Regions from separate parts of the Homo sapiens genome. Here region 2 is linked to region 1. A link is an interaction called in ENCODE POLR2A ChIA-PET data of the cell type or tissue named here. Cell type or tissue: A673. All regions are shown on one strand.

Region 1 (8,000 bases):
ACTTGTTCTCTTGGTGTGAACACAGTACAAGCTGAGAATCTTTGATCCAAAAAATCGTTAAGTCCAAAATGCTCCAAAATCCAAGTTTTGTTGTTGTTGTTGTTGTTTTGAGATAGAGTCTCACTCTGTCACCCAGACTGGAATGCAGTGGCACGATCTAGGCTCACTGCAACCTCCACCTCCTGGGTTCAAGTGATTCTCCTGCTTCAGCCTCGCAAGTAGCTGGGATTACAGGTGCGCACCACCACGCCCAGCTAATCTTTTGTACTTTTAGTATAGATGGAGTTTCACCATGTTGGCCAGGCTAGTCTCGAACTCCTGACCTCAAGTGATCTGCCCACCTCAGTCTCCCAAAGTGCTGGGATTACAGGCTTGATCCCACCCACCGTGCCCAACCCAAAATCCAAAATTTTTAAGCACTGACATGATGCCACATGTGGAATATTCTACACCTGACCTCATGTGACAGGTCAAAGTCAAAATGCAGTCAAAACTTTGTTTCATGCATAAAATTATTATAAGTATTGTATAAAACTACCTTCAGACTAGGTATATAAAGTGTATATGAAACATAAATGAATTTAGTATTTAGATTTGGGTCCCATCTAAACAGGTAGGAGTGGAGTGGTCTACCATCTTAGGCCCATTGGTGAGGCCCTTTAAATTAGACTGACAAAAGACAAATTAAGAGGAGAACTACAAGTTTATGAACATGTGCATTGTGTGTGCACATGGGAGCACGCAGTACTGACTACCTCAACGCGGTGGTGAGAACTTGGGTTTATATAGCAGCTCAACAGAAGGGCGAAAGATTTTTAGAGAAGTGACAAGACAAAGGAAAAGGACTTCAAGTTTCTAGAGCAGCAAATTTTGAAAGTAAACATATGGGAGAAATGAACAGAGAGGAGGGCTAGTTGGTAAGGTTTGTTCCAGTGGTTAACTTCAGTCTTTCCTGGTGGTGAGGGGGCAACTTCACAAATTTATGCTCTGCTTTTAAGCAAATGAGAAATGGCAGAGAGCCTTATCTGCTTCTTCTCAATTGTCTTCAACTAAAAATAATCGATATGCCAAATTGGCTTATTTGGAGGTTGCATACTCTGCCACCCTTCCCCTCCCTCTCTTCACCACTTTTCTTTCTGTGGGTGCGTGTACATTATACTGGGGCCCTGGAAACTGGTATTGGGTGCTGAAAACTGGTGTTGAGCCCTGATCGTTTTATGACCTTATGCCCAATCTGTCCATGAGGCTTCCTTCAACTCCGATTGATTTATCCTAATACATTTTGCTTCACAGTGGGCCAGGTCCCAGATTCTGAAGTGGGGAAGAAACGATGACAGGGTCAGACATCAGGTGGTGAGGTCTTAGCACACAGGTTCACAGACACATAGAAAAGGAGAGAAAAGGCCGGGCGCAGTGGCTCACACCTGTAATCCTAGCACTTTGGGAGGCCAAGGCAGGTAGATCACGAGGTCAGGAGTTCAAGACCAGCCAGGCCAAGATGGTGAAACCTCGTCTCTACTAAAAACTATAAAAAATTAGCCGGGGCCAGGCGCAGTGGCTCACGCCTGTAATCCCAGCACTTTGGGAGGCCAAGGCGGGCAGAGCATGAGGTCAGGCGTTTGAGACTAGCCTGACCAACATGGCGAAACCCCGCCTCTACTAAAAACACAAAAAGTAGCCGGGCGTGGTGGCACAGGCCTGTAATCCCAGCTACTCGGGAGGCTGAGGCAGGAAAATTGCTTGAACCTAGGAGGTGGAATTTGCAGTGAGCCGAGATTGCGCGCCACTGCACTCCAGTCTGGGGGACAGAGCAAGTCTCCTCTCAAAAAAAAATTAGCTGGGCACGGTGGCAGGCACCTGTAATCCCAGCTACTTCGGAGGCTGAGGCAGCAGAGGTTGCAGTGAGCTGAAATTGCACCACTGCACTCCAGCCTGGGTGACAGAGTGAAACTCTGTCTCCAAAAAAAAAAAAAAAAAAAAAAAAAGGCCAGGTGCGGTGGCTCACGCCTGTAATCCCAGCACTTTGGGAGGCCGAGGCAGGCGGATCACGAGGTCAGGAGATCGAGACCATCCTGGCTAACACACTGAAACCCCATCTCTACTACAAATACAAAAAAATTAGCCGGGTGTGGTGGCAGGCGCCTGTAGTCCCAGCTACTTGGGAAGCTGAGGCAGGAGAATGACTTGAACGCGGGAGGCAGAGCTTGCAATGAGCCAAGATCGCACCACTGCGCTTCAGCCTAGGCGACAAAGCAAGACTCCGTCTAAAACAAACAAACAAAAAAAACAAAAAAACAAAGTAAGGGAGAGAAAGACAAGATAGAAATGAGCAGTGACTGTGGAGGGAGGTTGGGCTGTGGCCTGAGCTCAGGAGAATATCAGAGGTAAAGGATGACTTCTGGAGGAAGTAAGGGTGTGGAAGCTGAGTGAGATTAACACAGAAATAAAACAGAAAGGATGGAGGAGTAATGGAGGCCGTTGGAGGAAGGTGGTAAAAGAACAACTCTGTCAATGACAGCAGCTGTCACCCTACTGAATGTTGATTACATGCCAGGCATTGTGATAAGGATTTGTAGGGATAGTCTTTCTTACTTATCCCAATGCCTCTGTAGTAGGTACTATTATTTTACTCATTTTACAGATGAGGAACTTGAGGATCAGAGAGGTTAGAGGGCTTGCTTGGAGTCACAGAGCTAGTAACTAGAAGAGCTGGGATTGGAACCCAGGTCAGTTGGATGCCAAAGCCCAGGTTCTCATCCACTCCTTCTACCACCTTCCAATATTGACTCAGGGGCATTTCTTCCCACCACGCCTGCTGTAGGCTGAGGAATGCGATGTCTCCCAGCACCCCAAAGAGTGAGGTGCCGTGTGATGAGCTAACTCGGAGGTGTAGCTCAAAAGCCCTGCTATGACTGAGCCGTCTGCCAGGGCTGTGAGTGCTCAGAGTGGAGACGTTCTCATCCGCCATCAGGGAATACTCACTCCATTGTGCTGGCCCCACCTAAATGTTTTTTTATTGCCTGCCCTTCACCATGAGTAATGCCACTTTCCATTTTAAGCTGGGAGCTTCAGGAGATGACTGCATTACAAGCCAGGGTTTAAAGCTAAGAGCTGCCTGGGGGATTACTCACCCATTTCAAGACGCTGCCCACAATGCACCCTCCCACTCAGGATGCTGCTGGAAGATCTTCTTCCTTGCCAAAGCCTAAAAGAAATCTGATTTCCCCTGGAATCCGACTAGGAGTGGTGCCAGAATATCAGAAAGCTGGCGAGTTAACTGGTTCTCCAAGTGGAGCTACCGTGCTTGTTTCTGGTCCTCTCATGTGTGCTAAGGTTTTGTTGCTTGTTCATTCATTTGGCATTTGCTGAGGGTCTACTATGTGCCATGCACTCTGCCCATGATGGAGAGACTATCACAAGCTAAACAGCTTTAGTCCTTGTCCTCAGGGAGCTAACAGTCTGGGGGTGTGGGGATAAACAGACAATTATAGTAAAATATCATAACAGAATATGCTAAATCATATGACATGCATGCTCAGGGAGTTTTGGAAACCAACAGCCAGAGGATTTATACTAAGGTAGGTATGAAGGATGAGGAGGAGCTGGCTTGGTTTCTTAATTGTAAGCAACCAAAATTGACTCTAGAAGGAGAGTTCAGAGAACCTGGGGTTGCTCCCAGAGTCACTGGGAAGGTGTGGTGGCCCCAAATCACACTGCAGGAATGGTCCAGCCAGACCAAGATGTACGTGTGTATGTGTGTGGTGGGGAATGAGGGGGCGGGTGTAACTTTCAAATACATGGGGTGGGGATTCAGATGCCGGGCCGTCAAAAATGATGACAAATTTCCAGAACAGCAGGTAGAATTAGGGAAGGTGTGGAGGAGAAGGCTGTCTCAAAATGACCTAAGATATTCTGAGTCAGAGAAAACAAAAGGAACAGCTTAAAGAGAGCACCAACTCAGTGAGGCAACCAGGCAGTGGGGCCGGCTGGCCAGACTCTTGGGGGATTCCTTAGTGAGTGAGTTCACTGCTCAAAGAAGGGCTTTGCCACTTCTGCAGGGAAGCCAGCCACGGGCCAGCAGGTAAGCATGTTTTAAGGCTTTCCTTTTTTGTTTTAGGGCTCCTGGGGACATTCTGGAAGGCCACAGTTCTCACTACAAGCCTTGAGATTACAGAGCCTAGCTAAGTCGGGAAAATGTTCTCTGCATGAGAATTGGAAAAGATGTTTGGGGGAAGCCAATAGGATAATGATAATAGCCAACTTTTATTGCTTGCGCTAACATGAGCTTACATGCATTATTTCATTTCATACTCATAATAAACCTATCAGTTTAGATGAACAGACTGAGGCACAAGGATTTTAAATGACTTGGCTAAGATCCCATGGTTAGCAAATTGTGGAGCTGGTATGCAAATGTAGATCTGTTTTACTATAACTAAGAGTCTGTTGACAGAAAACATGAAAAAGTGAGGGCCAGATGAAGAAGAATGTTCTGTGCATAATAAGCGATCGGAAGGAAGCCTGATTCCTTAGCGGTCACCTCTCTCATGGGTACAATTTTGAAACTTAAGGTCAGCTGTTGGTCCCTACTGAGAAATTTTCAAATAGAATCCAAAATGGAAAAGCCCTATTTTCCTAGAGGGAGACTTGAGTGAGGAACTTTAGCCAGTAACTCAGGGTATTGCCTCCTAGGTTGCAGCAAGAGGTATATATAGCATTTTAAAATTGATTTTGTCAGAATAATAATTTCTCTGATTATACAAATAATACATGCTCCTTGTAGAAAATTAGGAAAAAATAGAAAAACATAAAGAAGAAAACAAAAATCATCTTTACTGTTAGCACCCAGGAATGGCTTTTGTCATATTTTGGGGTATGTGTGTGTGTGTGTGTGTGTAATTTGTAGTCTCTTTTTCTGATGCATATATGGTGATACTGTCTTTTAAATTACAGTTCTTTATATCTTCGATAATTGTTATGACCTTGATTTAGCCCTTTCCTCAAGGGAGAATTATATCACAACATTCAATTTTGCAAATCTGTTGATAGGCAGTACAAGCTGGTTTCTTCAAATGAGGAGGCAGAAGCCATGGAGCCTCCTGGGGTGCGTTGGATATAGTGTATGTGAAAGTGCCTAGTTCTTTAAGAAAAACTTGGTTTTTCCTTATTTGTTAATATTTCTAGCTGGTAAGCATTGCCTAAACAAATGTTTAGCATAATGACTAACCTAATCAGGCAACCATATATTTATTAGGAGAGATTTATTCCATACTCTAGGCTATGCATGGCATTCATTGATGTTGTGTACACAAAAAAAACAGAAGAGCAGTTTCTAGGACTCAGCTCCAAGTGGAGTCTGTCCTGATCCCACCTCCCCTTCACTGGTCTACAGGATCCCAGGTCTTCCCATCTCCCAGCCAAACATATTTCAAAAAGCCACAGTCCAACACACACAGCTCTTTGGCTCTCTCAGGCAGGTGTGCAGCAAGGCCTTCACAGACCTCAGTGAGCGTCTCCTCTGGGAGCCCACGTGGCTCAAGCCAGCACAAAGCCAGATCTATTTGGTGGCTGCTGTTGTTCACTCTTGGCATACCGTATGCCACCCATTCTTGTCCTTTACCCAGATCATCAAGACAAAGCCCTACCAGTTCAGAAGCCCTGTGTGTTCCCTCTTCATATCTTGATATCTGCTTTGTGTTGGGAGTCAGTGGCCAGTCAAGTGCTTGCATGATGCAGGTGGGTTTGCTGATGCAAACAAAGTTGCTGGCATGTGAGTTTTCTGACCCTGAAAAGGCCCCACAGAACTATCCCCTCAGGCCTTGATCAGGACATTACCCCCAGGCCAAGGGGACAAGGAAAATGAACTTGAGTGTACTTCATAAGTGACAGCCAAGAGGGAACCAAAGCTCCTAGTTCTTCTCTTCCCTTCCTGTCTCCATGTAACCTTTTCTTCCTGGGCCATTCCTGGTCCTGGAGGTAAGGTCACTGCTGACAGCACCCATCTGGTGACCCAGGAAGCCAAGGGTCAGCTGGCTTCTCTGACAGTGGTGGATGCCCTATTGTGCTCCTCCTAGAAGAGGGTTCTCTTAACTCTTGCTTTTCTGCTTTGTTTTCCCATGCTTCATTTGATTTTCTTTTTACTTACAAAAGTAACCAGTTAATTTATGTGTCTATTTGAGAGGTTAATCATCTCCAGTGCCACCTTCAGATCCATTTTTCAGCTCCATGAAATTCATAAGATTCTCTTTACATATTCCATTTGTAAACCGAAACTGAATAATAATTCAGATGCCTGAAATACCTCTTAGCCCTGGGAGTGACCTAATTTCTCAAGATCTCAGTTTTATCATCTGTAAAAATGGAATCATAAGATTCTCTTTACGTATTCCATTTGTAAACCGAAATTGAATAATTATTCGGATGCCTAAAATACCTCTTAGCCCTGGGAGTTAATTTCTCAAGATCTCAGTTTTATCATCTGTAAAAATGGAAATAACACTGTTTATACGGTGGTGCTGCTATAATAAATCATGAGATAACAAAGTACTCAATAATATAGTACAAATAAATTAGATTCAATTCATTACAATATGTTTTTACAACAAATTTACCTTTACAATGACCATCTGTGGCAAGTGATACTGGTTTTTCATTTTCATTATTGATGTCAAGTTCCATTTAAAATGAATTTCAGCTTAAAGTGAAAATACTTCAAAAATACTAATTAAATAAAAAATACATTCTAGCTGTATATATTTAGATTATTCAAGACAAAAACATTCTGAATATATAGAAAATTAACCCCCACAGAAAAAGGAAATGACAAACACAAGAAGAAAAGAAACCCTAAGTGAACCCTAAATCAACCAGCTAACCAGACAGCAGAAATCTCAGATCAAACAAGGACCAAGAGTTGGAGGAAGCACGCAAAATAATTCTCAATGGCTTTTTAACCACTAAGACCAAAACAGCAAAATAGGCAGTTAGTCCTCATTGCCCGATCTTCTTTTTGTGGCCCTCACAACTTCTTTTGTTATCCTGGCCAATCTCCACTGGAAAGTCTCAAAGCATTCAACATTCTCCATTAGAAGAACCACCTAAGTGTGGGATCTCTATACGCCCAAATTATCTTTCCCTTCCCTGCAATCAAAACTCTTCTCCTTTTGTAATATGTATGTCTCCAAAGTGTTATCCAGAAATCCTAGTATTCAACTGAATAAACACCAACAGATATTCACCGAGCATCTACTAAGTATATGGAGAGAGTCTATGTCTGTGGGGGAAGGGAGTGCACAAGATCCAATCCCTGCCTTCGAGGAGTTGAAGATTCCCAAGGGAGGCCAAACGGAGGATGCAAATAGCTCTAATTGCAGGGTAGGATACAGTGACTGCCACAAACAGCCACAGCCAATATGCACAGGATGTCACAGGAGGAAATGACTTTTGGTTTGGTGGGGATGAGGACAGGTTCAGATGGAGGCAGCATTGGTTCTCTGAGAAGCATTTGACTTTAAAAAGATTGTATTAACTCTTGTGCCCTACCCCTCAATTGGTGGATTATTTCGAGTCTCTTGCCTATTCTTGGATAACAGCTGGAAGAAGGTACCGCATCCTGCTGTTTCTTCTCTGAGACAGGCCATCTCCCTGCTCATGCGCATCACAAGCCCACAAGACAGGCTTAGGTGCATGTGGCTCTGTGCACAACCCTGACCCCACCTGGCAAAGGCCTCAGCTCCAATGCCGCTTCTCAGAGAGACCCCCCCCCCCACCATACTCCACCTCCTGGTGCACTCTCCCCTTCCAGCCCCCGTGGGCTCCTTTCTACCAGGAGATACGGGAATTAGCACCATTTTAGATTTTCTTAGCTGTTCACTTTTAAAAATTTAATACCTCCCCCTATAGGAATAAAAATTGACAAGGAAAGCAGGGTCTTTGCTTTTCTTGTTTACCCCTGTGTTCCCAGTGCCTGATAAATCACAGTATTTAATACATATTTGTTG
Region 2 (8,000 bases), 220 kb after region 1:
GCAACATAAACATTCCAAACTGACAGCACTATTAAGTGTACCAAGGTTTCCAAAGCAGATATTACACTTTTAGGAAGAACTGAAAGAAGCCTCGGGTCAAATGAAAGACAGACAGCTTACCCTTCCTGCTGGTCAGGTGGCTTTTTAGCTTGTACATGATTCTGGGTACCAAAATTAGAGGGATACAGACATACTAGGAAAAACTATCAGGATTACGAGGATCCCTGAAACCATGTTCCATGGAGACTTATGTAAAAATAAATAAATAAAAGAGACTCAGGGCCAGGCGCGATGGCTCACGCCTGTAATCCCAGCACTTTGGGAAGCCGAGGTGGCGGGTGGATCATGAGGTAAGGAGTTTGAGACCAGCCTGGCCAATATAATGAAACCCCATCTCTACTAAAAATACAAAAAATTAGCTGGGCATGGTGGTGGGCACCTATAATCCCAGCTACTTGGGAGGCTGAGGCAGGAGAATTGCTTGAACCCAGGAGGCGGAGGTTGCAGTGAGCCGAGATCGTGCCACTGCATTCCAGCCCAGGTGACAGTGCGAGACTCCGTCTCAAAAAAAAAAAAAAAAAAGAGAGACTCAGATAAACAAGAGATCCAAAAACTTGAGAAGGTCTAGCCTTCCAAACAGAAGATCTGTGAGGGATATGGCATTCCATGAGGAATCCAATGCTTTTTAATCTTCTACAGCCAACAGACTCTCTTGAAAAACTGTTGAAAGCTATGGGAACTCTCCGCAGGGAATTGTACATGGAAACCAAATTCTACAAACATTTTTAGGGGATTGCTGCCCCTCCACCACCACTGCCAAAGCCCATCCACAGACAACCCCCGTAGAAGACCAAAACCAGCGTTCAGAGCCTCGGGATTAGGCATCACCTGTGTAACGCCCACCCCTTGCCAAAGTCATAAACCAGAACCAATGGATGGGTGTCATATGGAGGTGAGCATCGGCTCAGTAAAAAGACTTCCTATCATGCCTGCCATCTGGAAACAGAAAAGGCTGCCTGGCATGTAGGGAGCTTGTCATCACTGCAGGTTTTCAATAAAAAACTGAATTAGCATTTTCAGGAAAGTCATAGAGAGGGTTCAGTCATGCCACTAGACTAAATGACCCAAGGCCTTTTAGGACTTTGCTACTTAAAATGTAGTCTGAGGGCCAGTAGCATTGGCATCATCTGGGAGCTTGTTAGAAGTGCAGAATCTCAGGTTCATGTCTTAGAGCAGTGCTTCTTAAGCTCTGACTCATCTGCATGTCAGAGCTTAAGAAGCACTGCTCTAAGATTTTCTAAGGGGAGAGAAATAAAAATATTCTGGTCCCTCAGCAGCAGTCTTGCACCTATGCCTTCAGAGAGCTGCCCTTTTAGCTTTATGTAAGTTTGGATTTTAGAAGTGAGGGCCCTGCTATAAAACCTCATCCCACCCTCTACCATGAGTTACTATAACACTAACATGAGTTAGCTATCTTCTCAAAGGTTGCTCATGGAGAACCTAGGGGAAGAGTGGAATAATTCCTGCTTTGTCTCTAAGCCAGTTCCTGAACTTCTACAAGGAAATAGTAATTTAAAAATATTTATCCTCATGACTCTTTTTTTTTTTTTTTTTTGAGGAATAGGGTCTTGCTCTGTTGCCCAGGCTAGAGTGCAGCAGTGCAATCTTAGCTCAGTGTAACCTCAAACTCCTGGGCTCAAGGGATCCTTCCACCTCAGTCTCCCCACTAGCTAGGACTTACAGGTATGTACTGCCACACCCAGCTAATTTTTTTTTTTTTTTTTTTTTTTTTTTTAGCTGAGGGCCCAGGTTGGTCTCTAACTCCTAGCCTCAAGCAATCCTCCTGCCTCATCATCTTTAATAACAATAACATATAATTTATTGTGATCTCACATGAGCCATATACACTGCTAAGTGCCTTTTGAATCCCTTGTCTTACTTAACCCTTACAATAACACAACAGGGTAGGTAATATCATTTTTTCTCCCATTTTTCAGGTGATAAATCTGAGACTCAGAAAGGGTAAGTGACTTGCTCAAGGCCACACAGCTGGTGAGTGGGGAAGCTAGGTCCTGACATGAAAGTTCAAGTTCTTAACCACGAAGCCCCACACCTATTTCCTTTAGAGGAAATTTCTTGCCTTCTACTCTTTTCAGTAAGCAGTAATGGTAGCCTGAAGGTTGTCAAGTTCCCACAGCACTCATCCAAGTTATCTAGGGATAAAGCCAGGCTGTTGACCAGGTAGCCACAGACACAGGTGCACTAGGGTCTCAGATCTCAGCCCTCCATTATATTCCGTTCATTACACAGGAAGACTTAGAGGTCACGCTTTCAAATCCTGGCCCCTTCCTCATTATCTGCTCCAGCATCAGAGTTCTCCCAGGCCTGTATTGACTTGCTTTATCTCCTGGCTGCTGTCCCATCTCCATTAGATCCCAGGCATTTGAGCAAAGTACACAGCTATCCAGTTCTGACTGAACGGAATTGACTCGCCATTCCTTCTCTATAATTTTGGGCATAGTCTGAGAGGATTTAGAAGGTGTCATTGACTTGGAATTACAGTTCTTTGTTACAGAATGAATTTCCGGACCATGCTGAAGAGAGACCTTGCATTTACACAAGCAGCTTTGTTCCTGTCAAAGTGTCCCTCTAATTGCATTGTGCACATTCATTCTGGACTTTGCTTCTCAAGAAGGAACTTTATCAAAGAGAACACTGACTTCCTATAGCACTTAACAACTGCAGCCTTCATTTGGAAATTAATGATGAGCTGCATATACTCTCTTCTACTTATGTTCATTAACTTTTTTATTTCCTACAGCTATTAAACCTTTTGTATGTCTTTGTATAATATGCCCCCACTAGGTCCCGTAAAGCAAAAACCACATTTTACTTAACTTTGTTTCCATCACAGCAGTCTAGCACACTGCCTTGTCTGCATTAAACATTTGATGACCACATGACTGATTGGTAACTAACCGACTGCATTTTACATATTACCATGCACATCTGTTGCTATGCCCAAAGTGAATTCACTCTTCCAGATACTGAACTTATGTGGAGGGAGAAACTTGAAGGGGGAGTGAGGGGAAACACTCTAAGCATGTCGAGAGCCTGAAGCAGATGGTGCTGTATAAAAAACCATAACATTATGGTTTCAGCTCTATGAGAAGTAACAATAAAATGTGCTCCCATGAGGTAGGACTAAGCCACTAATCCCCCTGGTACAGCTGGAAGCACAAAAGCTTCTTAAAGTTCAGGGACCTCAACCCACCTGGTTAGACAATAACCAGGCCAAAGCCTCATTTCTCAGCTGCTTTTGTTATCACTTGCTCCAACTCCCAAAACACTTAAAGAGAATTGTGGGAATTTTAAAATAAACTTGCTTGAGAAATGGGCCAGAATTGTATCATTTTCTTACAAAAACAAAAAATCCTTAATACTAGCTAGAAAAAAAAAACAAACAGGGCATTTCCTCCAGTTATTAAAAAAAATTCAGTAAATAAAATTTTTTAATTTCTACTAGGTACTGATTCGCTGTTTGAAATTTTGTCAGATTTCTCTCCTCTTTATGAGACTCTCAACAGGTGACTCTTCCTGGTCTATTTTTCATTCAATAAATAGTTCTAGAGAGCTGACTATGCTCTCTAAGGCTAGAATCTACTCAGTGCATAGACAAAAACAGAAGTGAGCTGTTCGTACGGCTTCTTCACATGTGGTTCCTTCAGTACCGAAATTTCATCTGCTCTAATGATCAACTTTACCCCTAGAATCTTTTTTTTTTTTTTTTTTTTTGAGACAGAGTCTCACTCTGTTCCCCAGGCTGGAGTGCAGTGGTGCACTCTCGGCTAACTGCAACCTCTGCTCCCAGTTTCAAGTGATTCTCCTGCCTCAGCCTCCCGAGTAGCTGGGATTACAGGTGCACACCACCATGCTCAGCTTAGTTTCGCATTTTTAGTAGAGATGGGGTTTCACTATGTGGCCAGGCTGGTCTTGAACTCCTGACCTCAGGTGATCTGCCCACCTCGGCCTCCCAAAGTGCTGGGATTACAGGTGTGAACCACCACGCCCAGCCTAGAATCTTTAACAGGATGCAGGAACCCCCAGACCACAAAGGAAGGGGAGATAATACAGCTGAAAGCACTGCACAGTTCAAACCCTGTCTCTGTTACTCATGCGAGTACGGGCCCTCACCATGCTTCAGTTACTCACACATAAAATGGGGAAGAAAACACTTCCTCTCTCAGAACAAAAGTGCCTGGTGCTTGCATAAATATTCTTTGTATAAATATTCATATCTATAAATATTATCATACAACCTTAACCCAGGGGTTGAAGACTAAAGTGTCTGTTGGTACAAACGAGTGTAGGAACTGGGTCAAGTGAACAGGAACTCAGAGTCAGGGAAGTGGGGGACTGGTGGGGCTGGGGGTGAGCCAGAGAACACCACCTCGCTAAGGGACTGGCCTGATGCAGCACGAGCCAATTGTGACCTCAGGGGATATGGCCCAGTGTCCTCTCTTTTTCTGATTTTTCAAGAGAAGCCAGCTCTCCACGGTTTGACAGGAAATCTCCTAATTTTTATTTATTTATTTATTTTTGAGATGGAGTTTCGCTCTTGTTGCCCAGGCTGGAGTGCAAATGGTGCGATCTCAGCTTCCTGCAACCTCCGCCTCCTGGGTTCAAGCAATTCTCCTGCCTCAGTCTCTTTTATAGCTGGGATTACAGGCAGATGCCACAACAGCCAGCTAATTTTTGTATTTTTAGTAGAGACAGGGTTTCACCATGTTGTTCAGGCTGGTTTCAAACTCCTGACCTCAGGTGATCCACCCGCCTCAGTCTCCCAAAGTGCTGGGATTACAGGCATGAGCCACTGCGCCCAGCTGAAAGCTCCTAATTTTTAAACGTTGGGAGGCAATATGGTGCAACAGTTAGGAGCAGGAACTCCAAAACCAGACCATCTAGGTTTATAAACCTCAGTTCTGCCATTTACCTGCATGTGATTTTTAACAACCTATTTAACCTCTTCATGTCCCATTTTCCTCATCTAAAAATAGATAATAATTAGTATCTATTTCATAAGGTTACTACGAGGAATAAAAGGTCAACATAAATGTATATACACAAGACCAGCCTGTGCAACATTGCAAGACCCCATCTCTACAAAAAAAAAAAAAAAAAGGGGGCAAAGGACTCAAATAGATGTTTTGCCAAAGGAAACATATGAATGGCCAACAGGTGTATGAAAACATGCTCAACATCACTAATCATCAGGGAAATGCAAAATGAAACCACAATGAGATACTACTAAAAGCCTGTCAGGATGGCTATTATTTAAGAAAACAAAAATAAATTGTAAAAGACAACAAGCATTGATGAGGATGTGGAGAAATTGGAACCTTGGTACACTATTAGTAAGAGTACAAAATGGTGGAACTACTATGGAAAAAAGTACGGAAATTCCTTAAAAAATTAAAAATAGGACTACTACATGATCCAGCAATCCCACTTCTGGTTATTTATTTAAAATAATTAAAATTAGGATGTGAAAGAGCTAACTGCACTCCATGTTCATTACAGCACTTATTCACAATAGGTAAGATTTGGAAACAACCTAAATGTCATCCAAAGATGAATGATTTTTAAAATGTGGTATATACATATAACAGAATACTATTCAGCCTTAAAAAGAGAAGAAAACCCTGCAATACATGACAACATGGATGAACTTGAAGGACACTGTGCCAAGTGAAATAAGCCCGTCAGAGAAGGACAAATACTGCATGATTCTATTTATAGGAGAGATCTAAAATTGCTGAACTCATGGAATCAGAGGAGAATGGGGTTACCAGGGGCTGGGGCAAAAGGGAAATTTGTAGTCGCTAATCAATGGGTACAGTATAAAGTTTCAATTATGCAAGATTAAGTCCTAGAGATCTGCTGTATCACACTGTACCTATAGATAGCAATACCATATCATACACTTAAAAATCTGGCCAGGCACAGTGGTTCATGCCTGTAATGCCAGCACTTTGGGAGGTGGAAGTGGGTGGATCACGATCAGGAGTTCGAGACTAGCCTGGCCCACATGGTGAAACCCTGTCTCTACTAAAAATACCAAAAATTAGCCAGGCGTAGTGGCAGGTGCCTGTAATCCCAGCTACTCAGGAGGCTGAGACAGGAGAATCACTTGAACCCAGGGGGGCAGAGGTTGCAGTGAGCCCAGATTACACCATTGCACTGTAGCCTGGGCAACAAGAATGAAACTCCGTCTCAAAAAAAAAAAATCTATGAAGAAGGCCAGGTGCAGTGGCTCACAGGTGCAATTCCAGCACTTTGGGTGGCCGAGGCAGGTAGACCACTTGAAGTCAGGAGTTCAAGACCAGCCTGGCCAACATGTCAAAACCCAATCTCTACTAAAAATACAAAAATTAGCCGGGCATGGTGGGGCACACCTGTAATCCCAGCTACTTGTGAGGCTGAGGCAGGAGAATCGCTTGAACCCAGGAGGCAGTGGTTGTAGTTAGCCAAGATCGTGCCACCGCACTCTGGCCTCCACAATACAGCGAGACTCCGTCTCAGAAAAAAAAAAAAAAGAAAAAAGAAAAAAAAAAAAAGGCCGGGCACAGTGGCTCACACCTGTAATCCCAGCACTTTGGGAGGCCGAGGCAGGCAGATCACCTGAGGTCAAGAGTTCAAGACAAGCCTGACCAACATGGTGAAACCCTGTCTCTACTAAAAAAACAAAATTAGCTGGGTGTGGTGGCACATGCCTGTAATCTCAGCTACTTGGGAGTATGAGGAAGGAGAATCACTTGAACCAGGGAAGTGGAGGTTTCGGTGAGCCAAGATCACGCCATTGCACTCCGGCCTGGGCAATAAGAGAGAAACTCCATCTCAAAAAAATAAAAATAAAAATAAAATAATTTTCAAAAGAAATTTGGATTTTGGGTTCTCGGAGGGGAAATACCACCCTGGGGCATTTTGGATATATCACAATTTGTTTACCCATTCATCCGCAAGTGGACATTTGTGTTGTTTATGGGTCTTGGCTATGACAAAGCTGCTATGAATACTTATATACAAGTCTGTTTGCTCGCTTTTCTCTTGCTCTGCCCCTTGGTGATATTGGGAGTGTTGCAGAGCAATGCCTAGGTCCTCCTCCTCCTGCCCTGCCTATGAGGCTGCCTGCTGCTTTCACCTTCCTAGGTATGTAACTTTATTTATTACTATTATTTTTTTGAGACAGGGTCTCGCTCTGTCACTCGGGCTAGAGTGCAGTGGCACAATCACAACTCATTGCAGACTTGACTTCCCAGGCTTAAGCCATTTTTCCCCCACCTCACCCTCCCAAGTTGCTAGGACTACAGCAATTTTATATATATATAAAATATATATTATATTATATAAAATTATATTTTATATAAAATATATATTATATTGTATAAAATTATATTTTATATAAAATATATATTATATTGTATAAAATTATATTTTATATAAAATATATATTATATTGTATAAAATTATATTTTATATAAAATATATAATTAAATTTAATAATATTTAAAAATACATATATGTACACACACTTTTTTTTTTTTTTTTGAGGCAGAGTCTCGCTCTGTCACCCGGGCTGGAGTGCAGTGGCGCGATCTCAGCTCACTGCAAGCTCCGCCTCCCAGGTTCACGTCATTCTCCTGCCTCAGCCTCCCAAGTAGCTGGGACTACAGGCGCCCACCACCACGCCCGACTAATTTTTTGTATTTTTTAGTAGACACGGGGTTTCACTGTTAGCCAGGATGGTCTCGATCTCCTGACCTCGTGATCCACCCGCCTCAGCCTCCCAAAGTGCTGGGATTACAGGAGTGAGCCACCGTGCCTAGCCAAAATATTTTCTTTTTTAACCGAGCTCCAGGGCAGGGGATGAAGTCTACTCCTTGATGGGCTGAGCAAGGCTGCTCTCCTGTGATGTCATTATCTCCTGTTCTAACTCATTC

The links. Peaks named below come from ENCODE experiments on the same cell type or tissue, not always from the same donor. Only the 100,000 strongest peaks of a DNase experiment are listed, where the experiment ranks them.
Region 2: POLR2A ChIA-PET joins it to region 1 with 14 read pairs; 3 of 35 experiments call an interaction of 5 or more read pairs at or near these places.

Annotation. Positions count from the first base shown.
Region 1 is chr5:142,640,194-142,648,193 of GRCh38, reverse strand. The region is part of intron 1 of FGF1 (fibroblast growth factor 1); the gene reads left to right. Among named protein-coding and RNA genes, the nearest start is that of FGF1, 42 kb to the left of the region's middle. RefSeq lists an enhancer at 2,390-3,589 and a promoter at 3,714-4,058. In A673, no CTCF peak of the experiment used is centred here; DNase peaks (open chromatin) are centred at 3,103 and 7,343; H3K4me3 peaks cover 569 bases.
Region 2 is chr5:142,415,885-142,423,884 of GRCh38, reverse strand. The region is part of intron 3 of SPRY4-AS1 (SPRY4 antisense RNA 1); the gene reads right to left. Among named protein-coding and RNA genes, the nearest start is that of SPRY4-AS1, 95 kb to the right of the region's middle. In A673, no CTCF peak of the experiment used is centred here; no DNase peak of the experiment used is centred here; H3K27ac peaks cover 2,227 bases.